7 separate regions of the Mus musculus genome follow, and all the other regions are linked to region 4. Evidence: chromatin loops called from intact Hi-C (ENCODE). Cell type or tissue: heart. All regions are shown on one strand. Region 1 overlaps Pard3b (par-3 family cell polarity regulator beta). Region 2 overlaps Pard3b (par-3 family cell polarity regulator beta). Region 3 overlaps Pard3b (par-3 family cell polarity regulator beta). Region 4 holds the start of Nrp2 (neuropilin 2). Region 5 overlaps Pard3b (par-3 family cell polarity regulator beta). Region 6 overlaps Pard3b (par-3 family cell polarity regulator beta). Region 7 overlaps Pard3b (par-3 family cell polarity regulator beta).

Region 1 (4,000 bases), 780 kb before region 4:
AGTGATAGTGGGGGGGGGGGTGGGAGGGAGGGTTTGGGGGACTTTTGGGGTAGCATTGGAAATGTAAATGAAGAAAATACCTAAATTAATAAAAAATAAAATAAAATAAATCAAGCTGAACCAGGCAGCTATTAAAACTAATATATATATATATAAATATATATATATATTTAGGAGTGTCTAAAAACATAAGACAACAAAATAGTCTGATAACTTCTTTGATGCAGTATGAGGTCTTCTTTTTAATGCAGGGAGTTTGCTGATATTGGCTCTGATTCTTTTATCCAGTTATGTAGCACTGGAGTGAGCATGGGGATGACTAACATTTTTCTTCCCTAGGATCAAAAAAGTCTGAAAATAGTGAGAAAAAGCAAACATATGTAGGCATTGAATCTTATTCTTACCCTAAACTTTCTAGTCCCTCCCTTCTATACAAGTATGTGGGATATGTAAAGGTGTGTTTGTGTGTGTGTGTGTGTGTGTGTGTGTGTGTGTGTGTGTGTGTGTGTGACAGAGAGAGAGAGAGAGAGAGAGAGAGAGTATGTGTGTGTGTATGTGTGATATTTTCAATATAAACACCAGGATATGTTCCTGTTTTCATGAGGGCTATAAATGATCAGTCTCCCTTTGTCCCTTTTTCTGTTCTATTTGCCATTGTTTATCAGGACACATACTGATAAGACTACAGCTCAGATGAGAGTGGGGTGCCGGGCCCTCGACCTCACCCCTCCAACTCTTCCTACAATTTCCTGGCCATGCTGTTAGAACACAGCTTCTGTTTTCTGTTGGTGGCATTTTGTCATTTCTCTTTCTCTCTCTTTTCCTTGTTCTCACTTGCAAGTCTCCTCAAATGAGCACCTTGCCTGGGGTGGCAGAGAAAGCCCTCTTACTTTGGGAAGCAAGGAAGTTAAGTATATTGTCAGGCTCCAGGCCAAATAAAGTGTAAAGCATGACAATTAACTGGATAACTACCAAAATACCTCTTACTGTAACTATAACTCAGAGTATCCCTAGCTGAAGGTAAAAGATGCTGCTGCTTAATTCATCTGAATGCTTCTCAGGGTTCTCCTGGAGGCTTCTACAGAGCTTGCCCAGTAGGCTTTGACATAGCAGGACAGGGAGGGGCTGACAGTCTGGGAAGATCTAGCCTAGAACTAGACTTTTGATCCTCTCATTAAGCCAGGAGGTATGTGGTCTTAATTCTGTCCCACATATGAGGGTAGTGCTCAGTGTAGGGATTTCAAGCCAGAACCATCCTGGTTGGAGTCATTTGCTAAATCTTGGAGATTAATCGTTAAGTTGAAGCATTTTCAAGAACAACAAAACAGGCGGCATGCTCCTGTGCTCTATGAAAGCAATGTGCAACTGCACGCCAGTTGAGGAAAGTGAAGTTCAAAATGACTGTCTCAAAGGAAGGAAGGATGTGGACACAATGCTCCTTAATATTTAACCGGAATCTAGTTAAACTGAATTAAATACCCATTTGTTTTGGCTACAGGGATTATGGGGGTTTGTTTTGATCTTTACAACATCAAATGACATTTAGAGAAATGGAAGATTAGCTTTCTACTATTAAAACATTTAAAAATGTTTGCAGACATTGTAACAAAACACAGGAATTACGTTGTCATTTCATTTCACACTATCAGCTGTAAATCCCCGCTTAATGTGCTGATACAGAATCTGATGGGAATTGACTTGAAAAAGTTCTCTCTTGCAAGTGTATATACTTCCTCTGTATCTTAATTTTAGGCCCATAGTTATTTTCCTAACTAATCACTTAGTATTTTACTGTTTATTTTTGTATTTTCAGATTAAAGATATATTTATAGGTTTTTCATGAATTTGTAATTATATTTTAAATTACACCCCTTTGGAGCAATTTGTAAGCTGTTCTGTTTGATTTACTGTAGGCTATAAACAATGTAAAACAAGCTACGTTCAAATCAAAAAACACCAACCATGGGGTATTTCTGCAACAGCTCCTGCTTCATCCATCACTTTCACTTTAAGAAGGTACTTCTTGGTTTTCTGGAGCTCTAGGCAGAACTCAGTGCTTAAATGTGTGAGGAGGAAGAACATTTCAGTGGGAAGAAAATGTTCAGTTTGGATCCCGCCTCACATTATGGGTCCTATTTTTAAAAAATGAGATGCTAAAAGGCAAGGAATGATGACAGGACTGACTTCTTTATTTAGAAAAAATCAACTGTCAATTAACTAATGAGTATTCTTTTTAATCAGTGTTAATTGACAAATTCCCTGCACTCACAAACTTGGTTCTTGTGTAGTTTCTTGTTGGCCTGTCCCGATTTCCCTCCTCTGTTCTATTCTCTCTGTAGGGTGTAATTCTATATTCCCCAAGTTCCGTCTGCTGGAGCTAGATGGAGCTACAAGATCTTCTGTAAATGCATACAATGCCTTCTTGTGGTGTTAGGAGACAAATGCCACTGGAAAGCCTTCTTGCCCTTTCCTTTTCAAGAGAGTGTGGACTTTTAACACAGTCATTAAAATGGACAGATAATTGCAGTTTTGTAATTATCATTTGTTTGGGAGCTGCTCAAAAAAGAAATGAAAATAAAAATTCCCCAGACCACAACAAAACCAGAAAACAGTGTTGACTTCAAACCAGGTTAAATATTTTTGTTATTAGAAGTGTAGTTATTTTTGTTCTCTTTTTCTTCTTCTTCTAAAAGTAATCTCAGACATCTTGATAACACAGCAAGTGATCAAAAAGGAACACATGGAAATTATTTCACATTCACCTGCAAAATTTTATACGTATAGATTATTACAGGTAGGTATGATTAGATCCATAATATAGTATAGAACATATATCTAACAATGTGGAAATGTATCACAATGAGAGGAAATGCTGTTATTGTTTTTGTGGATGGTTGTTTTGCTTCCCTCCCCAGCTCTGTACTGAGCCAGCTGTACAGCTTTGGTCCTTTGTCTTTCCATGCGTTAGAATCCTGTGGAATATGCCCAGACTGATGTCACCCTGTGTACTAGCTGTTGGGACAGCCGGTGAAGGTCATGTGCTGACTTTGATGAGGTCATTGTGCTCACTTTATAGGAATCTTGTAATTATGTACTGGATAAACAGGGATCTTGCACTCAGAAGACCGAGTGGATGAAGCACGGATAAGGAGCATGTATCCACAAACTGACACGCTTCAGGGTCCAGCTCTTGCTGAAGCTGCCCTGCTCCTCCTTCACACACAATTTTACTAGGCTTCATGCTTTGACTTTTTCCCTATAGAACACTTGGATGCCATTCCATCCTTGCAGCAATAAAATGCAGTTACAAGCTGTTAGACCCATTTTAGCAGACAAGGAAATGGGCTCAGAGAGCCAGGGCCCCTGGTTTGAGATCATGCAGCTAGTAAAAGGAGAAACGGGATTCCCATCTGACTCTTGGATCTGTGTTTCTATTCACTCTTCACTCTTCAGAATACCTTCCTACCTATACGCAGTGCTTTTCTCTTTCCTCTTTCAAAATTCCAATTATTTATTTGTTTGTTTACTTATTTATTTACTTGCTTGTGTGTGTATGTGTGTGGTCATGAAAGAAGACAAATTGTTGGAGTTGGTTGTCTCCTTCCACCACATTGGGCCTGGAGCTCAAACTCAGATTACCAGGTTTAGGCAGCTCGTGCCTTAACCCAGTGAGCCATTTCTCCAGCCCAGTGAGCCATTTCTCCAGCCCTCGTAATCCATTCATAAGCAGCTGGTTTATTCCAGATCCACTTTAAATCATTAAGCAGTGTGACCCTATCTGTACATTACTGTTTGCCTCAAGCAGGAGCCTTAGTCCCAATAACCATTATCCTCTGTTCCCAGTCATACTTTTTTAAATGTTGCAGAATGTTATGTCTTCTGTATTGACTTTGTCTGTGTGTGCACTGGGCTTCAAGAGGGCACATCTCCTCCTGGTGTTGCCTTCTCAATGGTCTCTTGGGGAAGTTTGATTCACAGAGAAATTCTTGATCCATTTAGA
Region 2 (4,000 bases), 520 kb before region 4:
CTGTCCCTAAAGACACATATATATCCCATTTCTCCAACCTTTGATATTTACTCTTTGAGACAATAGCACTCTGAACTGGGATGAAGTCATAAGAGTCCAATTGTATCCATTAATTATAAGCAAATAATACTAACATTGTTAAATAAAAGTGATATGACAATAAACAAGCAAAATGAACTTTCTTATCTATAAAAGGAGTTTGAAGTATATGGTCTCCTGAGATCCTTCCTCCTTCTGAACACTACTCTTTGAATTTCTATGCATGATATCTTGGCCTACACTCAGTTCAGACAGGACCTGAATTATGAATGATCTGTAGATATGAATGGGCAGCAGGAATCCTCCGCCGCCTGTGTTTTTCTTTCACACTTCAGCATGCCGAGGGAGCATTTGACCCACAGACTGCTAGCTCCTAAGTAAGTGGAGAGCTAGCAAATTGCCAGCAGTTATCTTTCTCATGGCTATGTCTTTGACCTTCTGCCATGACAGCACTAGTTGCCATAGTAATAGGTGCAGAGGGAGCCCCTCCTTTGGTCCTCCCCTGATGTCACAGCCTCCATGGCCACCATAAAGAGCTTCATTTCCACAGCCAGTGTGCAAACACAGGTGGTCCTTTTTTTTGTTTTGTTTTCCTTCTTTTCTGAGCAAGAATGTTGGTGAATTTCCCTAGATATTATTCAGGACAATTCCTTTATTAGAATGTAAATTATTTCATATTGTCAGGTATATTTAAAGTACAATAGAGTCCTGTAGTCCATATAAAATTTACTATTACTTCTTTTGAAGAAAAAGGATTCTTCAAGTTGCAAGAAAACTAAGTTTTCAGTGTGGTTTCTAATGAAAAATCACCACGCCATGTCCACAGCCACCAATTGTTTAAAGCTTGTTGCCTTCTCACATAAAGAAAATGCCTAGATTATAAATATTCTTCATTAAGGTTTAAGTCATCTTTAATACTCAAAAGCTGTTTTCTGGATTGTTCTATTAGAACATTGTGTGTGTTCAGCTCTTGTGACCTGTTGAGGATATGGCAGATATTTTCGGTGTAATCATAAATACAGGACCCCTCAGCTCCTCTTCATACTAGACAAGCTGTAAATAAATTATATAAATAAATATTAATGCAATTATTAACTGGATAATTTTATGTGCTGTGTAGGCATGCAAAGAAATTAAACAAAGATGAAGGCTGTTGATTTGTGGGTGCAGGCTTGCTCTACATAACCGTGACTTACTCGCTATGTCACGGAGAATGCAAGGACTCTAGATCGAGCCTTGTCTCCAGCTGCATAACAGAGTGTGATTGTAAATAAATAAGTAATTTTTCACACTGGCAAAGTTAATAACATGTCACTATTATTTGTGCACTCCTGCAACAGACACCAAGTACTGTTTATCCTGGTTGAGAGGAAAATAAAGACAAAAAGCCACCTCTCCCTAGTGGCTAGGCTGAAGCTCAAATGCCAGCCTTCACTCCCACCACGAAAGAGTCTTCTCTTTAACCTGTGGAGTTCCTTGAAGAAAAGAATCACTCTCACATGTAAATGACTCTTTTCCTTCTTAAACCTTTGAAATATAACCCAAAGATTGTGTTGCTTCTTCTCTCAGCTCTCAATGGCTCTCAGGGGAGTTGGCCTCTCTTATCTGGAACTCCCAGCCAGGCAGGGGGCAGCCAGCACATGGAGAGGCCAGGGCAGAGAGTTGGTCAAGGTCATTGGGCAGGTAGTGAAAGGCCCCTCGCTGTGTTAAACAAATGCAGCTTCCTTCCTGGCTTCCGGGTGGAATGAGTTTGTTTTTCACTTCACTGCTGGGCTGAGAACAATCGGGATGCATAAGGCCATTCTCCTCCAGAGGAGATGTGCATTCGATTATCATAAATCCGGGAATCAGAAGTGCTGTGGTCAATGAGAACAGGCGTTCTTGGGTGAAATAAGAGGTTTAATTGAAAGTGCTGTCCCAGGGGAGACAGATGATTGAGCGCAGTATTGAATAAATGTTAATTACCACTGTTCAAAGAATGAAGAAAATAAAAGGAAGATCATTTATTTTAAGTTTTCCTTTCTGTTTCTTTTCAGGAGAATGGGGGAGATTATTCTAGTATGTGAGTTTTGCTCATGTGCAGTGTTGAAGCACAGGAGGGCTTCCTTAGGAAGTTAAGGCCTGAATATGTATGCAGTTGTGTAATATTAAATGACAGCTTAGATATGTGTATGTGTATCATATGCACCTATATTTATATATGTAAATATGGAATGTCTCACAGTACAGCAAATTACTAAATAATGTATAAATTACTCTTTGGATATACCTCTCAGATTTATTTTATTCCATATTTTTAGTGTGTAAGTTTTTTCTCCTCCCACTTATAAGAAAAAAACTGAGGAGGCACGTAAACATCCATTACTTTCAGTACTCAGTACTTTATATGCACTACTATGAGATTGGAGTCTTTCCATGTCACTCATATTCATTTAGCAACTGCCCTCCTTTTGAGATTGCTAAAATTCTGGGACCCAGCACCTAGGACAAAGAGGCTGGGGATCAAGGGTAAACCTTAGCAAGAAAACAACCCATCAGGGTTCTCCCTTCCCTGTTTTATTTTAATCTGTAACATGTTTGAATAATGATTCAGGTCCTTCTTTCAAGCTCTATAACTATAAAAAGTGTTCTGGACTATCTGTACCTGTGACTAATGGTTTAAATGACAAGGCCCCGGGAGAGACTGAACATATAAAGAATGTTGATTTAGTTCTTACGTCCAAGCAGGTGCTCCAGTAGGTAAAAATAAATATGTCAAAGCAACTTTTTGTTTGTTTTTCAGTTTTATTTACAGGGAATGTTCACTGGCCGAATTCAAACTTTTAAAATCAACTAGCAAGGTGTTGATGTAGATATAGTTATGTTTAAGTATAAAAATTTTTTAAAATTACTTTTATGGGCTTAATTTAAGGAGGGTGGTTGCCAAATGATATCAATTGTCACAGTAGTGTAGATATGAATAGCAGATTTGTTTCATCCCATATCAAAACATAGGTGTGGCTGTGATCAATCAGATAAAGAAAAAGAAATGTGTCACTCTCTTGGAAACTTCTACAGACCGTTTCCTTGCATAGATCAGCCCTTTCTTGGCATCAAAGAGTAAGCAGTCATTATGCTAAGCATTATTATAGCAACAGGGAAGGGCAGTCACTCCATCTGCTGCAGACATCCCAAAAACATTACTAACATTTCAAGATACCAACTGGCCAAGAGGACAGTGTTAATAGAAATTCCTGTACAAATAGACTACCAGCCTCTCAAATGGTTTTAATTTCAGTGCTGGAAGTTAATTAACATACTTTTTAAAAGGTTTTTTTTTTTTTTTTTTAAACAAAATGTAGCTTGGTATATAGAAAAAGAAACCAAGGAGTATCTGTCAGCAACAGTATCTGTTATATTCCCTCTGCTTGTCCTCAGACATGTATTTGATAGATATTAGTGGGATAAACATAAGTGGTCCTTGTGACAGTTCCTATCCTCAAAGATTTGTATGAAGATTAGATGTGTGTGATTAGTGCTATACTCTAGTTACATATAAAGTACTCGAACAACTTAGGTGACCATTTAACCACAGAGAGACAGCAGTTGAGATGGGCTTTGGTGGGTCTCAGTGTAGTCAGTTCTCAAAATTCAGTGAGGGGAGCACATGTATTTTAGTTAGAGACAATCTCCTGTACAACACAAGAGAAGGTATTTGCAACATGTGAATGATTTCTATTCTAAAAGACATGCCAGAAAGTTCAGTTTAGAAATGTTAAAAGAGCTGTTTTTATAGATAAGATACAAGATATGGCTGTCACATTCTGTGCCCTTTGATACCATTATTTCTAAGGGGCAGTGTGGCAGAGAAATGTCAACAATATTGATGAAGTAATCCCACAACAAATATGTATTAGATGCATGCCCTCCCAGATACTAAATGAATTCAAATACAATCTCGGTCCTTAGCTCACAGTGACAT
Region 3 (4,000 bases), 290 kb before region 4:
GGTGATCTCTGAGTCCCCACATTCTGTTTATTCTCCAGTGGTGGACTTTCCTCCTTGAACATAGAACTATCCCTTAAAATAGGCAGAAGAAAACTTTTTTCTTCTCGCTTTTCAGCACCCAGATCATATTCTCCATTCTCCTCTTTCCTGGGAAGGATTCTTCTGCTTGTTCATTAAGGTCTGAGTACTTCTACATCCTCCATTGCAGACAATCCCAACACATATTCATTTGTTAAACTTTCTCCGTGAATAACAACAAGCTCTTTAGAGACCTAACTTTTGCTATCCTCCATACCTTGTGCATAATCTAGCACATACTAACTGACAAAACTCTTCTGTTAAATTAGCACATTGCTAATAAAGTGGCCTAGTATAAGACAAAAGATGTGTTTTAAAAATAAACAGGGAGACATGTACATAGCTAAAAAAAAATAACATTATTATATCAGTGGTATTCCTGCCCATTTTTATTATAGTACTAGCCACAAAAAAACAAGAAATGGGATGAATCTGAAGGTCATTCAACAAACAGAAAGAGAAATGTAATATTTATACAATGAAGCCCTAATTCTGTTATTTATAGCCACGTGAATGCTCACAGAGGATATTCTGAGTGAACTAAGTCAAGCACAGAAAACAAATGCCATGTGACATCACTCATGGTCACACTGAAACACTAATGTCATAAAAAAAACAAAAAGGAGTTCCACATGGTGATTATGAAGAGGTGGTGCAGTGCTGGTCAGGGGATGCATGTCACAATGGTACAGTACTAAGGTCAGAGGTTGTGTGCACCATGGTGACTGTAGTTCTTGATGACCTACTGCATACTTGAAGAACTCTGGCAGGGTACACATTAAGTCCCCATTACCACAAAAATGGTAACTCTGCTAATTAGCTAGATATAAGCAACCTACAACGTCTGCATTCGGCAAATCTCCAGACTGTACACAATGGGCAGGCTTATTCTGCCAATTAATTGAAGGCTACAAAACAAAAACAAGTAATGGTTGAGCTGCAGTCATTAGCTCTCAACAGATCACACCACATTTCTCTCCTTGGCCTGGGGTCCCTCCTGGAGATTTTGTCCCTAGAGCCACTACCTCCTGGCCTGCTCCCAAGAACATCTTTTCTTCAATGCCCCAAGGAAATGCTTTCAGAGTGACACGGGGACCCTTGCAAACAAGGGAAGGGTCCCCTGAGAGAAAAGGGCGGAAGATCCTTAGTCATTTTCCCCTGCTCTTTATCTGTCTTAATGATGTGCGATGCCTACAACAGTCACAAGCCATTTTCTAGAAGAGCAGCTCCCAGACTAATCAATTTTGTTTAAAATGAGAGGTCACTACCAGGAAGCAAGTCCCACCAAGTAATAGCATGAGGAATCCAACTTCCCCTCTACTGCAGCCACTGTCACCCGAAGAAGAGCTCATGAGTGTGCTAACAGACCTGGGCAGGGGTACGGGTGTAATCAAAGAGGATAGCAGAGTCCTTTGCAGTGAACAACTACAGTGACATTTTCAGACAGTTAGACACTCTTTCTCTATGTTGCCATTTGGTGAACACACGCCCTGGACCAGCACAGGAAATGGGTGCCATTCTGGAGGACAGGAAGAGCAGCTGGACAGAGCAGGGGCGGCCAGGGTGAAGGCAGCAGTGGTTCTCCCTGTGTGTATAGCTCACCTCCAGGAAGCAGGGGTGCCAGGAGGAAACAGCTCATCCTGTTGTTCTCCCTTCACCTACTGAGAATTGCTGCTAGATTGAGGAGGAGAACCTGCAACTTGAGAGCTGAATTTAAGCTGTTGCTTAGGAATTTCTAAAAGTACAGACAGATGACCGTGGCACTTTTAACTTTATGAGAAAGAATGCTTCAAGTGTCATCCCAGTTACTTACTGAAGTCTGCTGCTGGAGTGAGTGGTAAGGTGATGTTTGTGTTGGGTGTGGGCGCCAGCCACTTAAAAAATAATTATGCCTGTGTGTGGTTTGCTCTTTGTTGCTTCTGGCTGTGGGTGGTCTGCGGTCCATATTTCTTATGTATGTCACTTCAACCGCGGTGCCTCTAATAGGGGCAGTGAGGACACCTTTCAAGTCAGCAACCACTGCTCGGTAGCACCACACCTGTTAGTCCACAATATTCCTAGTCACAGATCAGAGGCCTTCACCGTTAGAACGAAGTCCTCACAGAGAACAGGAATTTGTCCAATTGTTCTTGCAGCTCAGCTTTTCGAGAAATGAATATGCTGCTCTAAGTGGTCTAACATATAATCCTTTGGAAATAGCAGTGAAGTCATCAAGAGTCAGCATTCACCTCAGTGTGGCACATTTTTGTTTTGTTTGTAACCAGTTCTAGGGATTGAACCCAGAGCCTGATGTATGGCAAGCATGAATTCTACTCCTGAGTTGAATCCTCAGCACTATCTACATACATAGAAGTATGGAAACATATTCTATACAAGGGCACTGAATTCGCTAAACACAATGGTAGAAAGACTCTGCCGAGTTTTAAACTTAATATACAGAGCCCCAGTGCACTGACCTCAGTGTTTATGTCTCCTGACTCTTGGTTGTGCAATACAAGATTAGGAAATTAACATCAGAGAACGGAGATTTTCCTGGCCTGTGTGCATGCTTGTCCACTCTGCAATGAGCATCTGGAGAAATTAGCCTCTGGTCTAAGCCCCAGCCTTTGGCTTCTTTCCCTTGGTGATCCTGGTGGTCATTTTCTCAAATGCTTAACTTTCTATGGGTGGGGCACATTGCTAAGATGTAATCAGGAGCTCTTTTATATAGTTCACGCGACAAGGTATATGCATCCATGATGTTCACATGTGCCGCATGTAGTTTTAATAGCATACTTCCTCCTTTGACTGGAACTGTGGCCCGTGCTCCCGGGTTAGCTCCAATCTATCGAAACCAACCCCCAACCCTGGGAAGCCAGGAGTTGCTTGCTGTCCATGCTCCACCAGCTACCCTCTTCCTCCCAGCTAGCTTTGCCAAGCCACCATCAACCGACCCATCTTCTCTCCTTCTCCTGCCCACCTTGGCTCCGTGGAAGGAAAACACTAGACAGCCTTATTATTTTAAAACTAACCAGGTCGCACAACCACTGGGCACTGAAATCTCCTGCCCTAACTTTATCAGTTAGCCTAGTTCAGCCATCTGCCACCCAAGATCTTACATGGTTGTTGCATGCCTCCCATCCCAAAGCCTGGCCAAAAGACCTCCTCTTTTCCTGAGTCTCCTCCCTTCTTCCTGGGACCCGGAAGTCCCACCTTTACCCTTTTACCCAGCAATTGGCTTCCAGCTTCTTTATTGACAAAATCAAGAACCAGTTAGGGAAACAGCACCTCTTCTTACACATGTTTGCAGTAATGCAACCATCCCCATCATCATTACCTAAAGAAATCAAGGACCCCTTAGTTATTCTTCATTTCTCTGATTCTCTTCTCATCCCCAAATGATAACTAATCTACTTTTTACATCTATATAAATACCTATTCTGTACATCTCACATACCTACAATTACATAGCATTTGTCTTTTATGATTTATTTTACTTAACACATTGTTTCAAGGTCCATTCATGGTTTATCAGTAATATATGTGTATGTGCGTGTGTAGTAATATATAATAGATATATACATGCACATATATGTAATATATACATATTATATAATATATAATAGATATATGCATGTATATATAAGTAATATATAGCTGGGCAGTGGTGGCACACGCCTTTAATCCCAGCACTTGGGAGGCAGAGGCAGGCAGATTTCTGAGTTCAAGGCCAGCCTGGTCTACAGAGTGGGTTCCAGGATAGCCAGAGCTACACAGAGAAACCCTGTCTTGAAAAACAAAAACAACAACAAAAAAGTAATATATGTATATATGTATATCATTATGTATCAGTATCTCACTCCATCTTATTGGTAAATATTCCACTACCTACAGTTAGTATTTGTCCATCAGTTGATACACATTTGGTATAGTTGAACTTCAT
Region 4 (4,000 bases):
AAGGCTGAGACATACATACACACAATTTGAAATGGAAAAGATTTCCATGAGAATCTGCAAGGATTCTGGGAACCCACTAAATACAATACCAAAAAAAAAAAGAAACAATTAAGTGGTGTTCAAGTATGTTAAGGAAAAAAATAAGTATTTTCAAAGTATGTTGGGGGTGGGGGTATGGGGGACTCCTATTGATCAGAACCTGGACTTCAACATCAAACAAGAGAGAGAATACAAAATGAGGATCTATTACATTTTAACCAAAGGTTTGCTTCTGAGACAGATGCAGCTAAACATTAACTGGGACAGAGCCGTAAATTACAGATTAAGATGTAATTATGCCTCTATCTCTCCCTTTCAGGGTGAGAGCTTGTTGAAGCGAGGGCTCCGATAAGGGAACAGCATGTGACAGGTGGTGTCTATTGTGGAAGCATGAAAACTTCTGGAGCTTTGAGATCCTGTGTTCCCAGGAGGCAGAACCCCAGTGCCTGTCTGGTTTCCATGCCCCCTGCATAGTCACGCATCTATGAACACTTAATCCAATTTGATGAACACAAATGGAAAGGCATACCTGAAGAAGCTGCTAGCAGCAACCAGTGATGCTTGTATGGGGGCTGGGGGGGGGGGGCTGAATCCAGCTCCACAAACTCCAATAACTGGCCCTCTGACCATGTTGCTCCAACTCTCCTTGCTACCCCAGATCATCTTTGAGGTGGTTTCCAAATAGGTTCTTAGGCCCACCGCTTCTCAAAGTCACACAGTAAAGCCAGGAGCTGCACCATTCTGGCACTTTTGTGGATATATTCTTGGTGAGGCTCTCCCGGAATCTGAAACATCAGACCCCCCCCCCAAAAAAAAAGTGTTCACAGAGAAAGAGTAAAGGGAGTACTTTTCCAAATATCCTTCAATAGGAGATGCACCAAAGGCTGTACAGTAAATAGCATATATCAGAATTATTGTTCAATTGGCCTATGAGTCAAAAATCATCTAAAACATGTGTAGGAAAAAGTACAGATACCCAGAAGTCATCTCAGATTATGGAATTCTACCCACAGGAGGCTGGTGACCCAAGAGATGGACTTTTAACACCTCCCCACCCCCCATGATTCTAATGCCCTTAAAGTTTGGGACTGTATAGCTCAGGATATCCTGACTTTCCACAGGAAGTGTCTGAGGACAGTTTCCTTTTAGTGTCATCTGGAAACTTGCTCTATGTTCTCCTAACCCACTCCTCCCCACCTAAGGACCACCTATTATTATTATTATTATTATTATTATTATTATTATTATTATTAATTCATAATTAAGGATGGTGATGTGAGCATCCCAGCTGAATGAGAGGTAATTTCAGGAGTCCTCACTTCACTACGAGCTGTTTGGGGGCCAGTTCCGCTATTGTTCAGAGCAGGCTGGAAGATTCAGTAGCCTGATTTTGAATTTCCCCTGGTCTGCTGAAGTCCTTTGAAAAGGCAGGAGCTTCCCAGCACGGATGTAGAGGCCTTTGGTGGCATGGGCATTATTTATTGAGTGCTGCCCCCTAGAGGATTGGAAAAGCTCTGACCAGTTTGACTCCCCAGGGGTTCTCCCTCCCTCTGGCCATCTGCAGAACAGGAAGCCTTCACTCCAGTGGACTGCAGTCAAGTCTTGCATGCAGAGGCACAGAGGCTTCCAGGAAGCAAGTTAGCGCCCCCTTTAGAACACCTCTGAGAAAACGAAGATCCATATGGGCAGAAGCAGGATCCAGGGACAGAACGCTGAATCTTACTGACTTTTCCCAGAACGAAGGAGAACCTTGGAAGCAGCTAGATGGGAACCCTCAAGTCTGAGGTCCCAAGCCCAGCAGTTCGGGGTTGTCATCCTATGGCTTCCCAATGGGCTTTGGGTTTCTTTCTCTCTCCCCAGTCATCTCTCTGCCCTTTGTCATGTTCTCAGAAAGCTGCTGTGTGCATCTCTAGTCTAAGTAGGAATGGTTTTCTATGCCTGGAGAGCAGTGGGGTTGTGACACTAAGTAACTCTTTCCTTGCAGGCACTGTTAGTACAGATAGCGTTGTTTGTTCTTGGATTAGTGTTTTGCCAACAACACAAGCCAGGATTTGAACTTAAGGTCCAAACTCCAGGCTTCCCCTCTTCCTTCATCGAAGAACCCAGGGAAGGGAAAGAAAGGATAAAGGAAATCAAAATTAGCCCCTATGAGTATTTGAGTGGTGCATGCGTGTGCACGTGTGTGTGTGTGTGTGTGTGTGTGTGTGTGTATGTGTTGCTCTCTGGAAGAACTCAGAGGGCCTCTAACTCCAGCCCTTTGCAGCCAGGCAGTTAAGATTAACCATGTGGTATTCAGGCTCTGGACTTCCACTGGAAAATCCCTCATTTAACTAGTTGCAAATCACTTCTGATTCAATTTTGTTTGTGTTTATCTCCATGTAAATAACAGTTAAGTGAGAGTTACAGATTTTTTTTTTCAAACACTGGCTGTGATAAACAACGCTAATGGCAAGTCCAGATAAGGAGAGAAACCACCCAGAAGAACCCATAAGTCCACGCTAAGGGGGAAAAATGGTATAGTCAGATGTTCATGTCCCTTCTCACCCAAACTTTATGTTTCCTAATCTTCAGACTGCTAGGAAGGGGACTGAAAAGGTTGCCAGGTGTGCTCTGTTGGATCTTGATCATGGTAAAGCAAGGGTGCCTGGTGAATATGACAGTTGGGGATCACCCAGCCACCCTCAGAAACAAAGATGCAAGTGTTTTCTCCAACTGTTAGCTTATAGCGCCTTGAAACAGTTTTCATGTCTCCACTTAAAAATAGGTAACACAATGCTATTTTCTTTCTGTCAACATTGTGACCACAATACCTTGGGGAAACATGAACAGAAGTAGTTACAGTAGCAGTCCAAGAGGCCTCCCTGTACCTATACTATGTTGGAAGCTTGAAGGTGTATTGGGTGGCCAGGGGTGGGGGTGGGGAATTTAATTGCCCGGAGAAATTCTTTATTCAATAAAATCGTCCCTCGTTTACAGATAGTTACAAGTTAAGGGCACATGTTGAAGTAAATCCTAACCCAGACCGCAGAGGATCCTGTTTGGGACACAACAAAGGATCTGAGAAGTAAGCCCAAGAAGTATTTGAGGTTTGGTTCAGAGAAGGCTAAAGGCTGACTGTGTGTGTCGCCGCCACGCTTTGCTGCCTCTGGGAACACAGAGCTGAGCCGCGGACTGGCTCCCTACGCCAAACGCGGTCCGCCACCCAACTCCTTCTGTAACGCCATTGCAGGTGGCATTGTGTTGGATTCTGAGTGTGTAGCATCTGAGTCTCGGAATTTAGGGGAAACAAGAATTTCCCGGGCTCCGCGGAGTTTCCCTCCGGCAGAGGCAGCGCGCCCTGAAGGGAGGGCGCTCCTTGCTCCGGGTGTGACACACCCGCAGCCCCGCACGAAGGTGCGTGGGGCGGGAGGGAGGTGCGGACTGGGAGAGGGGCGGCAGGGTTGCGTGGCACCTTAACTTTGATCGCGCGGCCGCGGGGCTGCGAGCCACCGCCGCCCCGCCCGAGCTGGGTGCCGCGGTCCTCGGCTCTGCGCCGCGCGTCTCCGCGGCTGCCTCTTTAATCAGGAACACAGAAGGGGCGGGCCCTGAGCGGGCGCGTAATCGGATCGCTCTGCCGCGGCTCTGACATCCACATGCTGCTCGGCCTGAAAAGGCGAGGGGGGAGCCGGAGGGGAGGCAGAGGAGGCGAGCAAGGCACCAGCCTGCAGCCCGCCCCCGGCACATCCTCTGAAGCACAGACACTCGGCCGGGCGCTGGGCGAGGTGGAGGTGAGGGCGGGCGCCAGCGAACTCGGAGAGCCGCTCGCACACTCGCGGGCGATCCCAGCCGCCGCACCCGCAGCAACACCAGCAGCACCGGCCGCAGCAGCTTCCTGCCTCGCACTCCCCTCCAGAGACTGGCCAAGCGGGTGTAACCGCCGGGGGAGGCTCCAGCTTAGGGGAACCCAGAAAGGACAAGAGCC
Region 5 (4,000 bases), 770 kb before region 4:
TGTATTACATATGACATGTGAGATTATATATGTTGTATGTGTGTATCATGTGTATAGAAAGTGAGGGCAGGAAGATGGTGGTCAAGTACATAGGCAGTTTGAATATTAGCTGAGTGTGCCAGAGGGTTGTTATCACCCAGAAAGATGCAGCTGACATGGGGTTGCACACAAATGACTTTCCCATGGACAGGATATCTGGTCTAACTACTTTAAAAAATTGCATATCCCTACAGGGAGCCCTGGCTAACTAATGCAATAATTATCTAGGAGTGGAGCCAACATCCTGTGATTATATTAGAACAAACATGCTGCAGTGTTTTGGCTGATGTATGTTTCTTTGCATCTTGATTCAATGTTTTATTAAGGAGAACGTTGGAGAAGCCTTCTAAAGAAACTCGTTGGGATCACCTGTGGTATAAGGTTAGGATGTTTCTATAACACTTTTTTCATCTTAAAACATAATTTAAAACAATTGATGTCTACTTCATACTTAAACACAGACACATATGTATTACAGGAAAATATGACTTTGAACGTTAACTTTTAGCTACTTAATTGAAAATTTTCTATTATTATTATTTTAAGCTTGCCAATATGGCGAGCACTTTTGTTTGGTTGGTCATTCCATATGTGCATATCTATCTGTTTGTGTATTTGTGGAACAGATTAGCACCTCAACATCTATAAGTTGATAAATTTTAATTTGGCAGCTTTTTCTTCACAGATGGTCTTATATTCTATACATAATTTTGTTGATACATTGACAAGATTGCACATTGAGCAATATTTAAACTTTCTTTTTTTCCTATATTCTATTTAGCTCACCACACCCACCATTGTTATCTCCAGTGGTTGAGGAAATCAGTTGCTTTAACATGTGTGCCCTAATCTGTGAAATGAGGCAAGGTGTTGGACTTTATAGACTTGCTAGACAGTGGCTTGTTGTCCCTGTGAAGGTTTCTTTGAAAAGAGAAATTCCCAGTGGCTTCCAGGCAAGATGAATGAAAGAAACTCTGGGACTGTGTGTATTGTACACAAAGGCCTTGCCTCTGGGAAGGGAAGGGAAGGGAAGGGAAGGGAAGGGAAGGGAAGAATGGATTGCCAATGCATGCATTCATCACTGGATTAGGAGAGCTGAGGTTCCAGGGCATCCTTAGTTATTCCTGTTGCTTTTCCTCTCTCAAAGCTTTAAATGACACTTTTGCTCTATCCTCTTCTTCCTGGACATATATCTCCAATGAGACTTCTCCATCACCTGTCAGTGTTTGAGTTATTTTATGTGCAGTTATTGTTGTCTAGTTTAGTGTTGTGTTTCTTTAAATATCTTTTCTAGATAGTACCTTCCATGAGGAAAAGAATCAGATAAACCTGCTGTAATCCTTCTAATATTCAGAATGATTGGAAAATGGTGAAATGTCAGTAGAATGCATTATCACAAGTATTGTTAGGTTTTTGGCAAATAGCTGCCTACAAACCTGTTTCTGTAGACTGCCTCTCAGTATACCTCCCTCCCTCCATCTTCACATAGGAGGGCTGGCATGCCAGGAACTGTTTCTGTAGAAGGGGGCAGACTGATCTGACAGGTTCCAAACTGGAGGCCCTGCCTGGGGAACTTTTCAAAATCACTGATTTGTTTTAGAAGCTGCTAGCCCTTATTGAAGTAAACATGAATAATTCTGAATGCAGAATCATGCCTTTTGCACTGACTTAGAAGCTTTTGAGGGAAGGGAAGAAGTTGTGAATCTCCACTGTTCTGAACTGCTACAATGGAAACAGAAAGTTAAGACTGTGGTAAAGTACCAGTGGGAATGCGTTGGATGTTAAGGTAGAATTTTGGAGATTTTTGTTCCAATCTACTACTCCTTACTAGAAAAACATTGCTTTAAATCTTCCCATATGCATAATGAACTCCCATGCTCTTATAAAGACCCCATGTCCAAGTTTAGAAAGCATCTTATCAGTTTCTCCAATTTGTTTATAATCATCAAAAAATAAAAATTCATAGATTTTTCTCACTGTCTCTGGAAATGCTGGTGACAATAAGTTTCCAAGGGGGCTGCTGGGCATCCCTTGTCATTGGAACCTTTATTATATTGGTAACAAAACATAGTGTTTTGTAACCAGCAGGAAAATGGGTTTAAATCCAGTATCAACTGAGAACTATATAGCTAACTTTAATGTCTCTTTTTGTTTTCATATGTAAAGAGGATCTGTGGAGCCAGCCCTGTATGTAATCTCTGCTTCATTTTAGTTTAAGCCCTTACCAAGGAAGTATTTGAGAAGATTGCAAATCTTACCTGTGGCTGAGATCTAATAACTACTGAAGAGTATCTCATCACCACCATCTCTGTCTACTCCTTCTCATCTTCCTCACCAACAGAGCCCCTTATCCATAACTGTGTATCTTTCAAAATACTGTCAAGACCTATTTTGTCCCTTGATGTTTCCATATGGACAGCAATTCATGTTCTGCATTCATATAGATGAACTGCATTTCCTTTGGGAAAACAAGATAATCACTAAGTCTTCCATCCTAAGGCTTGAAAAATAGAAGTTTGTTCTGATCTTGTTTTTAACAATGTGGGAATCATAAGTAATGTGTGTGTGTGTGTGTGTGTGTGTGTGTTACTGTAACAAAATATCTGAGATAGTCAATGTAAATAGAGGGAAAGTTCAACTTGAGAGCCTGAGGTGGAGCAAAACTGCTCACCTCAGATCAACCCACAAGTAAATAAAGAGGGAAGGGAGAGGCCTAGTTCTAAAGCTCCTTCAAGGACACATTTGCATAAGGCTTCCTGCTATGTCTCATCTCTTAGTTTCCACTCTCAGTGCGAAGCTGGTGCTGAGCTTTTAACACATGGGCTTTTTGGTGGGAGGATTCCAGATGTAAAAATGTTAGTATATTTCAAAAAATATATGAGAGGATTTTTTTTTAAGTTTCAGAGGAAAGAAATGGCAACTGTTTGAGGCTATGGATATGCCTCTCCCGATTTGAACATTACACAGTGTATGTGTTATCAGAGCTCTCATGTTCTCATACATATGGACAATCATAAGTGTTAGTTTCAAAAAGTTTTTAAGTGAGGTCTTGCCATAGTCAGTTGCAGATTGAAGGCATTTGAAAGTCCACTTAATCCTAGAAAACCATTGCAAATGAGATTATTGCTAATGAGAGAACCAATGAGGTGAAAAGTATTAATAGATCATAACTGCTTTTGAGATGCAACTGTTGAAACGAGTGAAACACACACACACCTTACTAAGGAAATGTGAAGTGAAAGTTTAATAATTTGAGTTCTTTCTGGAAGAATGAGGACATTGTAAGCATCAGAGGAATGTTATTTAAAATATACAGACTTTCCTCAATGAAGTTGTAGTATTATAAATAGAAAAGGAGACTTCCTTTTTGAAACACATACATTTTTCTTAAGTAATAGGGCTATGTATATGTGGAAACAGATTTATTTTCTCAGAAAGAATTGAACACTATTTATTCTGGTCTTGGCCTATGTTTGTTCCATCCTCATGAAAGCCCCATGAGGTAGGATTTATTGTTTATATTTTAAAAATAAGAAAATAGTCACTGTTAGCAAGTTGGGGCTTCACTGAGATAGTCATTATTGGTGATGGCATTCTTGTACTGCAGCTGTGAATGAGCTCCGGTGCTTTGTCTCTGACTGTTGAGTGTTCCAGGAGAGGCAGAGTTAGACCTAAGGCCCAGATATTGTTGGGAATTGTAGCAGATTTAAAATCATTCCTGTGCTCAAGGAGAACAAGGCACAACTGGACTTTTGAAACTTCACATTGAGCTCCATAAAGGACACGGAGACTAGAAAGTTTGGCGGATCTGGTTATTCTTTTATAGGACATATTACAGCATCGACTATGTATCTAATTGGTTTCATCTGTTTCTGATTTTAAAGTTAGAAAGCTGTGAAGCACTAACTATGCCAGGACTGTAGTTTCACATACCAGTGGAGTTTAGCAAGCTCTGTGGCTG
Region 6 (4,000 bases), 460 kb before region 4:
CTGCATAGCACAGAATGAACGACTCTCTTGATTTACACTGTGGTTTTCTCTTCCATTTAAATGGGACTTGAACTTAACTAAGGGTTTTATTTTATGTAGCATTCTTTTGGCCCATTTGTATCTTCCTATTTGAATTACTTTATTTGTCCTTTACCAGGATGTCATTTGTTCCTTTTTTTTTTTTTTAAAGAATAGTATATTTTAGTGTTGTAAATTGTTTCTTGCATTTTCCCTTTGATCTTGGTGTTGTTTACTGTAAAGCATGGCTTGATAGGACTGATACAAGTACTCATTTAATAAGGCATGCACTGTAAAACCATGAGGACCTGAGCCTAGAGCCCTAGTACCCACCTTAAAAGCATCAGAAGTGAGTATGCTTTGTAATTCTGGAATTGGGAAGGCACACAAGAAGGCCTAGAGGAGCTCGCCGGACAGCTAGTCCAGACAATAAGAGACATCCAGCTACAGTGGGAGACTCTGTCTCAAATCTAATGTGGAAAGTGATTGAGATTGCCTCTGTGGTCAGTGTCTGACTCATTCACAGAGATGTGCCCAGGCACCCTCCCTGCAACATGTATGCACACAGAAACACAAGTACAAACAGTTTAGATTCATTGCCATATAAACCATCTTGTCTTCCTTTGGTTTGGTTTGGTTTGGTTCTGGTTCTTGGTGTCCTATTTATCTCATTTATTTTCTTCAGGTGGCTTTTATGTAAACGATTAATAATATATTTTTATTCATAGTATATGAATATTTCTAAAGAAAGATTAAAAACTTAATATATTATTTAACCTTTACTATTAATTTGGAATGTAGCCTCATTAGATAGTAGACTCCTTCACATTTACACACGGATGGGTTTACAGACATGCTGGTTCATTGACATATAAATCTGCCCTGCTCAAATTGTCATGCCAGTACTAGGAATTTTAGTTACTTATAGGATAATTTTCTTCTGATTCATCTTTTTAAGTAGAAAACTAGATTTTCTTTCAAAGTTAAATTACTTTGTTTCTTCGAATGCATTGACTCTCTCATGAACATTAGAATCAAATAATCAAAATGAGTTTAAAGATTTAATAGGAATGTTTCCTCATTGTATGAGTGAGGGGGGTAGGGGTGTATGCATGTGTATAAATGGTATTTGTGGGTTCCTGAGACAACCACTTTATCAGGTTAAAATAGCTTCATGATAGTCCTAGTTTCCTAAACTTTTTTCACTAGTCCCTTTATTCTCTAAATCAAGAACAGGTATTGAATTTTATTAAGGGGTTTGTAGGGATCTATACAGAGTGACAGTATATATTTTTCTTTGTTAATAAACTAAAAGCAAGCTAATTAAGTAACTTGTACACAATTAATCTCTGATTCTTTTTGAATAATTGTTTTCTCTGAACTTGTAAAGTTCATTTGGTTAACTATAGTTTTACATATGGAATTTCTCCAGAAGGGTTTCAGTGTGGCCACACTGTAAAGCATGATGCAAAAACTGACAGTAGTTTTACTTGGTATTCTTAATTTCGTAGAACCAGTCTAGATTTGGGAAGGCTATTTTTGTTTCAATATTTAGTAGATATCTTTGGAACATGCATGTGGCCATGTTTAAGACAGAGCAATGATGTTTAAGAAATTTATTTTTAAGCAATTGGCTGCAACTATACTTATTCAATGGCTGGGGTACAATTTAAGGGACTGTGTAGATACTTTGGGGTTTTCCAGAAAATCAATCTTTCTCTACTAATTGCAGACTTTCCTCTATTTATTTAAATTACCCGAATTACTATGTTCCGTCTGGATCCCTTTAATTTGTTCATAATTGAGCTTGTGTGGGTGTTGAGTTGGAAGCCCTCGGAAGCTGAATAACACAGCTGCCTTTTTGGCCTTTGGCATAGGGCTTCCCCCCACCCCCCAAAGAGCTGCCCTTATTGGCAGGATGCCAGCGAACTACATTCAAAGACTTTTTGATGAGGCATAAAAATCTTTAATTTCCAGGCTTGGTGTTTTATGACCCCATAATAGTGTTTAAGAATTAGTCTCAATTATTTAAGGGATAGTACTTCAGAATTTTGGCCCCTTTGTTGACCTAATCTATAGCCCCATTCAAATCAAGTTTAAAATGATGCTTCTCACAAGATTTTTTAAAAAAGAATTTTGTGTCCTGCTTCCATTCGGGCTCCCACTCCTGCTTCAGACAGTGTCTGTGACACAGGGAGAGAGGGCTAAGGGCAGTGCAGCTGAGGAGGCCTGAGCAGATGTCGGCCTCTGTTCAATGGGAGGAAATGAGACTACAGTCCTGCACGAGGCGGCCAGATGAAATTGTAGGAAGTTTTCTGACAATGGACGTTGTTAATATCACATATTTCCTCGTCTCCTTTTGCAGACTGCATGTGTCTTGCATAACTCTCTGTAAACTCAGGGGGTGGGTGGGGATAAACTGACTGTCTTTGACGATCTGCTAGTCAGCAGTTTTGTTCTTTGTTAGTAGCGTCTATTTTTTAAATTTAGGGAATGTCTGTAGAACACAGTTGTTGTAAACTATACACAACTTGATTTTCTGTTCCTCTAAAGGCAAATGTTAGAGAAGTACTTTGAATAGAACTCTTTTGTAGGTTTGGGTTAGTCCGCTTAGAAATTGGCATGTCTCATAGGAGATCAAAGATGGGAATGATATAAGTAAGTTAATCCCACTTTTCTCCTTTGTTTTTAATGTTATTTTTGTAATGATATTTCTCATGTTTTTATTTTTGTACATAGAATATGCCAAATACTCTAAAGACTGCATACAGAAGCATTATAAAAATTATCCATTCTGATTTTATACTAGTTTATTGATATGTCATATATTGACCTGTTTTAATGTAAAATTAGTCCTGTAGGTTTTCTTTATTATTATAGTCAATAAATAATTCCTTTGAAGATGATAAAAGCTCAATCAACTCTTCCTATTTTAGCACCAAGTCTAATGTTAAAATAACAAACAAATCTAGTTGGTAAATAGAAATTAATGGTAATCTCAAAAGATGGTGTTTACTCACATTCTCAATTAGTTAAGCAAGTGAATAGGAAGGAATACTAGGTGAACCAGATTTATGCCTTATCAAGGCAGAACTAGACAATTACAGAGGTATCGAGCCACTGATGAACAAACGCTTACTGAATACCAACTATTTACCATGCTACTTAAACCCCAGGAGCCAGTATGTGATGGGAGATATGGCAGCTGTTGCTATACTAAACTGTAACAGGAAAGGAATGCCCAGGAGTTAAGGGATGGCTTCCAAAGGAACTTTTTGTGTAATCTAGGAAAGAGTATGATGGCCCACTGTTTAAGTTTCCTAACAGATAAGGGGTGGAGAGCAGAGACAGTTCCTGTGATTTATTTATTTATTTATTTATTTATTTATATACAGAAGGACGATATTTATTTATTTATTTATTTATTCGTATACAGAAGGACGATATTTATTTATTTATTTATTTATTTATTTATTCGTATACAGAAGGACGGTGCTCCAGCTGGAAAAGTAGGGCTGCTGAATGTGGAAGTAAAAAGAATTGTTATTCTTGTGCTCTAAGTGGACCACGATTATAAACCAGCTATCCTAGATTACTAGAATTCATCAAGAGTAGTGGCTATTGACAATCTGCAGAGGATCTATGAAATAACCCGGGCCTCTTTTCCTTGATAGAATTTATAAGTGGACAAGTCATGGAAGTATTATATGTGATATTGGCCTTGAATATGTTTGTTTGTTTTCTGAGTGAGATCAATGGGTCAAGTTATATTCTGAGGTGTAGGTATAGCATTTGATATTCGTTCCTGAAACATACCAATTAGTTGTTCATTATCATCCTAAGGAAGTTAAATAGCAAGTCACTTAAGACTCTGTGCTTGGAGCTTCTTATTTATCTAAAACAAACAAAACAAAACAAAAATAAAAAACCTTAGCAAGAAGAGGTATAATCATTAGATAGTTGAGTTCCCATGAGCCAAGAA
Region 7 (4,000 bases), 530 kb before region 4:
CTTGTCTTTAAATTATCCTGAAAATCACAGCAACCCTGGTGGGTAAAACGAGCTGAGAAAATTTCAAATGTGTTTATAATTTCTACCTGCCACATTTGGCTGCTATTAAATGCTGGCCTGTGCAAGTGGGATTAACTGTATTTCAAGCAAGTTTCTCCCACACTGCATGATTGAGAACCAAAACCGTAGCCATGTTTGTCATGCTGATTTGACCTTCACTTAGGAGGATTGCTCTTGTGAAGCACAAATAGAATGCATATAGGTGGAGGTGCCTTCAACTGTGGTTTGGCTTAGGGTTTCAATTCTACCACAGCTACCTGTGCCTGTGACCTCATCGCAGCAAACGAGATGTGGCTCCAAGGCCCCCAGGCTTAGCTTGTTATTAAATGGGAAAAAATAACAGCACCTTCAAATGTCAAATTACTTAACATCATAAATCATGGAAGAATTTTGGTATGAAATCTTAGATGAACCTCATTTAACTGATACATTATTTTATTCCCCTTGGCTATTTGATTCAAACGATCCCATGCTTAATTAACCAAGGTACTTAAGGAAGAAAGAATATTATAGAGGCTGTTTGTGAATAAGTAACAGAAATTGAAGGATAATTTCAAAATAATTTTACAGTAAATCAAAGTTTAAGAGTTTGGATTAGCAGTTAAATTATTATGAAAAATCATACACTGCTGTACTCTATAGATTCTCAAAATAAAAATCTCTAAATGATTTAAGATGGAGTGCAGGGTGGCTGTTTCCACTTGAGCTTTCTGCAAAATTTCCATTCCTTCTTACTACATTTCTGTTCAGCTAATACGTGTTGGCTGTTTTAAATTGGATTTTTTTTTATAAATTCATACATATATAATGATCTCTCATCAAATTCCCTTCATTGTCCTCTCTTTTCCTCTTCAAGCTCCTACCAAATCCCTTCTTTCTAGGTCTCCCTCTTCCTTTCCTGTTTTTGTGTATGTGTAACTCACTGAGGGAGCTTAGCATTTGGAAGGCCCTTGCTTGGGAGGCATAGTGTTCTACTGGCAATACCGGGGAAATCCTATCCAGTCTCTGCGATATGAACTCCAGAACTGAGTCAATGCTATCTTCAAGGACTTTCTAGTCCATAAAGAAGAGTTACCAGTGAAACAAATGATACAAATCAAGTATTATAGGATTCCAGGAATGTTCTAGATCGAGAAGAACTTTATGAGTATGAGAGTATTTGAGATGGGTCTTGATGAATGTACAGGATTTCAAAATGCAAAGCAAGACAACAGAAGGGCATCCTGCCATCATTCCCTCAAAGACTGGGAAGTATCAAATCCATCAACAGCTTTTAGACAGCCCAACAGGACAGTTTCTTGAGCATGGGGCTAAGTATGAGAAGTAGTGTCCTTTGGGATAATTTAGAAAGGGAAAAGAGATGTTGGAATGCTTACTAAGAACCTCCTGTAAAGGTGCATTTCTCCATCAGACTTTGAGAATTATAGAGAAATGGCCATTAAAATTCACATTTAAGAGTCTTATGAACTAGATGCAAAGTCCTGCTTTGTACTCATACTCAACGTTTGGTACCTGTGTTTCCACATTTGTCAAGTGAGGATCAAAACACCATGTAGCTTGTAGGATTGATGGAAGAACGACCCAAGCACAGCTGCTAACATGCTCTGGGTGCCAAATAGTGCTCACACCTGTTGGTGTGTCCTGTGACTCTACCACAGTTCACTGTATGAATAAATGTCATCTATTACTAAACCTGTTCATGTTTCCAGTGTACAGATCACATCTTATCTGTGATGGACACTTTTAAAACAAATCAAAACATACACAGCAATCTCATGTTTTGAACAGAAAGATTCAGAAACTACAGCAGCAATAGCATGGCACGGTGTGAGTTGGGCAGCTATTTTGAATGTACATAACTTTCTCCATAGGTTATAAAGATACATAGGTTATAAAGATACAATCCAGTTGTAAAATCATGAAGACATGACAATAAGTATATTTGGAAATGTTAGAGATAATGTGAAAGTATTTCTAAATGCTTTAATAATAACAGCAGTAAGTTTGTTAGAACATTGGTTCCCAAGAGTGGTCTCAGGGGCCTGGGGTACTGGTAATCACTCAGGGACTTGGCAGACCTGCAGATGTTGCTCTTTCAGACCTGCTGAGTCAGACTTCAGAGACTGGACACAGAGCTTTGTTCAACACACCCTTCTGATGATGTCAGTGTTTACTCAACTTGCAGAATGGTTGGAAAATAGATTTGTGGTAAGAACAAAGAACTGAAGTGGTTAGGAGAACCCAGTGGCTGGAGCTGGTAAGCTTCAACAGCCAAATTCCAGATCCTACTTCTGTATTCTGTGACCAATTTCAAGTTCTCTAAAAAAAATTTCTGTGAAAATTCCAAGCCCAATTGAGTTGTGCCTTTTTGGCCAGGAGCCCCTCATTCTGGCAAAGGGCCAGTGGTTAGTGCAATCCAGTTACCCAACTCAATTACACCTGATCCATTTAGGCAAACTCAATTGTACTTGACTTCAAGCCCAACTCGATTGTGTGTTTAAATTTCCACACTCAATTGGATTGTGCTCAGAATTTGTTACATGCCACCTTGTAACTTGTAGACTTAGACACAGCCGGAGGGAAGTGTTTTGGAGACTGTGGGGTTTTTGGCATCTGCTTGTTCTGCTTAATTCTCCCTCTTTCTCTGTCTGCTTCATCAGATGCTACAAAGTAAGGAACTTCCCATTGTCCCTGTGTAGCCACCATATTCCACTGCTATTCTGTTAACAGTAGTCAGAGTCAGATGTTGCCAGGTTCTTGCTTTCTTATTCAAGAAATTGGGATAAAAAAACCCACAGAGATTTACAAAAGTAACAATGATTTTTATTTATTTATTTATTTATTTATTTAAAGCGAAGCAGTAGAAAAGGTCAGATTGCATTTCAGGGCAGCAGGAACCACAGAAGCGCAAATACTAAAAGACCCCCAGTTACAGCACTTCCTGTTGTGCAGTTCAAGAGAAAGAGGAGTTTTGATCACTAAAGGGTGTGGTGAGAATGGTTCTCTGTTTTGATTGGTAGGTTAGGTTATTCTGTTACCGTATCTCTCCCTTCCCATAATGCATCTGATGTTTAATCATATACATGCCCAATTATGGTGTCTTAGTAATGGTTTCATTGCTGTGAAGAGACATTATGACCAAGGAAACACTTATAAATTGAAATATTTAATTTGGGGCTGGCTTACCGTTCAGAAGTTCAGTCCATTATCACTTTGGCAGGAAGCATGGTAGCATGCAGTCAGACGTGGTGCTGGATGAGCCAAGAATAGAAGAAGACTGTGTCACTGGGCATGGTTTGAACATACATAAAATGTCAAAGCCTGCCTCCACAGTGACACATTTCCTCCAGTAAGGCCACATCTATTCCAACAAGGCCATACCCCCTAATAGTGTCACTCTCCATGGGCCAAACACATGTCTGTGGGGCCATGTTTGACCTATTCAAACCACCACAGATGGTATGTTGAAGATTTCCCCTAGAAGTTCACTTGAGGATACAGTTTTATCTGACTGCCCATGTGCTACAGCTACTTCAGGCTGGGTCCAAACCCACCCACCCTCAAACACACACACCCCCTTTACCAGACTATCAGAACAATTTTTAAGTAAGATCTCCTTTTGAAGAGATAAATGTTGTACCTATTTTGACTCCACTCTGGGGTTCATCTCTGCCAGCCTTTTGAAGAGCTCAACCACCAGGAGGCTAAGGGATTAATAGTCATTTGCTACTCTCTGGGAAGCGCTTACACCTGAAAGAATGTTTCTAGACCCTGTCAGCAAAATCTAGGTTTGCTAAAATTGATGATGATAAATGTTCTGGGAAAGCCTCATTGAAACAGAATGCGGGAGTGCTGGTCAGTGTACCTGAGCCTGCGGCTTCCAGGTGTCAGAATGTAAATGCTTAGTGCCTTTTACCACAAGGCTGCTTTTGTTGGAGAT

Evidence for each region. Hi-C counts contacts between places; a loop is a spot of excess contacts. Peaks named below come from ENCODE experiments on the same cell type or tissue, not always from the same donor. Only the 100,000 strongest peaks of a DNase experiment are listed, where the experiment ranks them.
Region 1: it touches region 4 in a loop (7-fold over the local background); 19 of 42 quality-filtered maps call a loop at or near these places.
Region 2: it touches region 4 in a loop (2.9-fold over the local background); 5 of 42 quality-filtered maps call a loop at or near these places.
Region 3: a loop joins it to region 4, with 3 times the contacts of the local background. A loop is called at or near these places in 8 of 42 quality-filtered maps.
Region 5: it touches region 4 in a loop (4-fold over the local background); 19 of 42 quality-filtered maps call a loop at or near these places.
Region 6: it touches region 4 in a loop (4-fold over the local background); 2 of 42 quality-filtered maps call a loop at or near these places.
Region 7: it touches region 4 in a loop (2.2-fold over the local background); 5 of 42 quality-filtered maps call a loop at or near these places.

The regions. Positions count from the first base shown.
Region 1 is chr1:61,922,784-61,926,783 of GRCm38, forward strand. The region is part of intron 2 of Pard3b (par-3 family cell polarity regulator beta); the gene reads left to right. Among named protein-coding and RNA genes, the nearest start is that of Pard3bos1, 60 kb to the left of the region's middle. In heart, a CTCF peak has its summit at 2,381 (motif pointing left); no DNase peak of the experiment used is centred here.
Region 2 is chr1:62,180,127-62,184,126 of GRCm38, forward strand. The region is part of intron 10 of Pard3b (par-3 family cell polarity regulator beta); the gene reads left to right. Among named protein-coding and RNA genes, the nearest start is that of Pard3bos2, 46 kb to the left of the region's middle. In heart, no CTCF peak of the experiment used is centred here; a DNase peak (open chromatin) is centred at 1,705; H3K27ac peaks cover 703 bases.
Region 3 is chr1:62,410,617-62,414,616 of GRCm38, forward strand. All of the region lies in intron 18 of Pard3b (par-3 family cell polarity regulator beta), which reads left to right. Among named protein-coding and RNA genes, the nearest start is that of Gm34881, 110 kb to the right of the region's middle. In heart, no CTCF peak of the experiment used is centred here; no DNase peak of the experiment used is centred here.
Region 4 is chr1:62,699,676-62,703,675 of GRCm38, forward strand. Nrp2 (neuropilin 2) reads left to right here and starts at 3,642. Exons shown (of 17, transcript NM_001077404.1): 1 at 3,642-4,000. In heart, a CTCF peak has its summit at 1,569 (motif pointing left); DNase peaks (open chromatin) are centred at 1,576 and 3,676; H3K4me3 peaks cover 1,192 bases; H3K27ac peaks cover 981 bases; H3K27me3 peaks cover 345 bases.
Region 5 is chr1:61,930,967-61,934,966 of GRCm38, forward strand. All of the region lies in intron 2 of Pard3b (par-3 family cell polarity regulator beta), which reads left to right. Among named protein-coding and RNA genes, the nearest start is that of Pard3bos1, 68 kb to the left of the region's middle. In heart, no CTCF peak of the experiment used is centred here; no DNase peak of the experiment used is centred here.
Region 6 is chr1:62,242,490-62,246,489 of GRCm38, forward strand. The region is part of intron 15 of Pard3b (par-3 family cell polarity regulator beta); the gene reads left to right. Among named protein-coding and RNA genes, the nearest start is that of Pard3bos2, 110 kb to the left of the region's middle. In heart, no CTCF peak of the experiment used is centred here; a DNase peak (open chromatin) is centred at 2,292.
Region 7 is chr1:62,173,007-62,177,006 of GRCm38, forward strand. All of the region lies in intron 10 of Pard3b (par-3 family cell polarity regulator beta), which reads left to right. Among named protein-coding and RNA genes, the nearest start is that of Pard3bos2, 39 kb to the left of the region's middle. In heart, no CTCF peak of the experiment used is centred here; no DNase peak of the experiment used is centred here.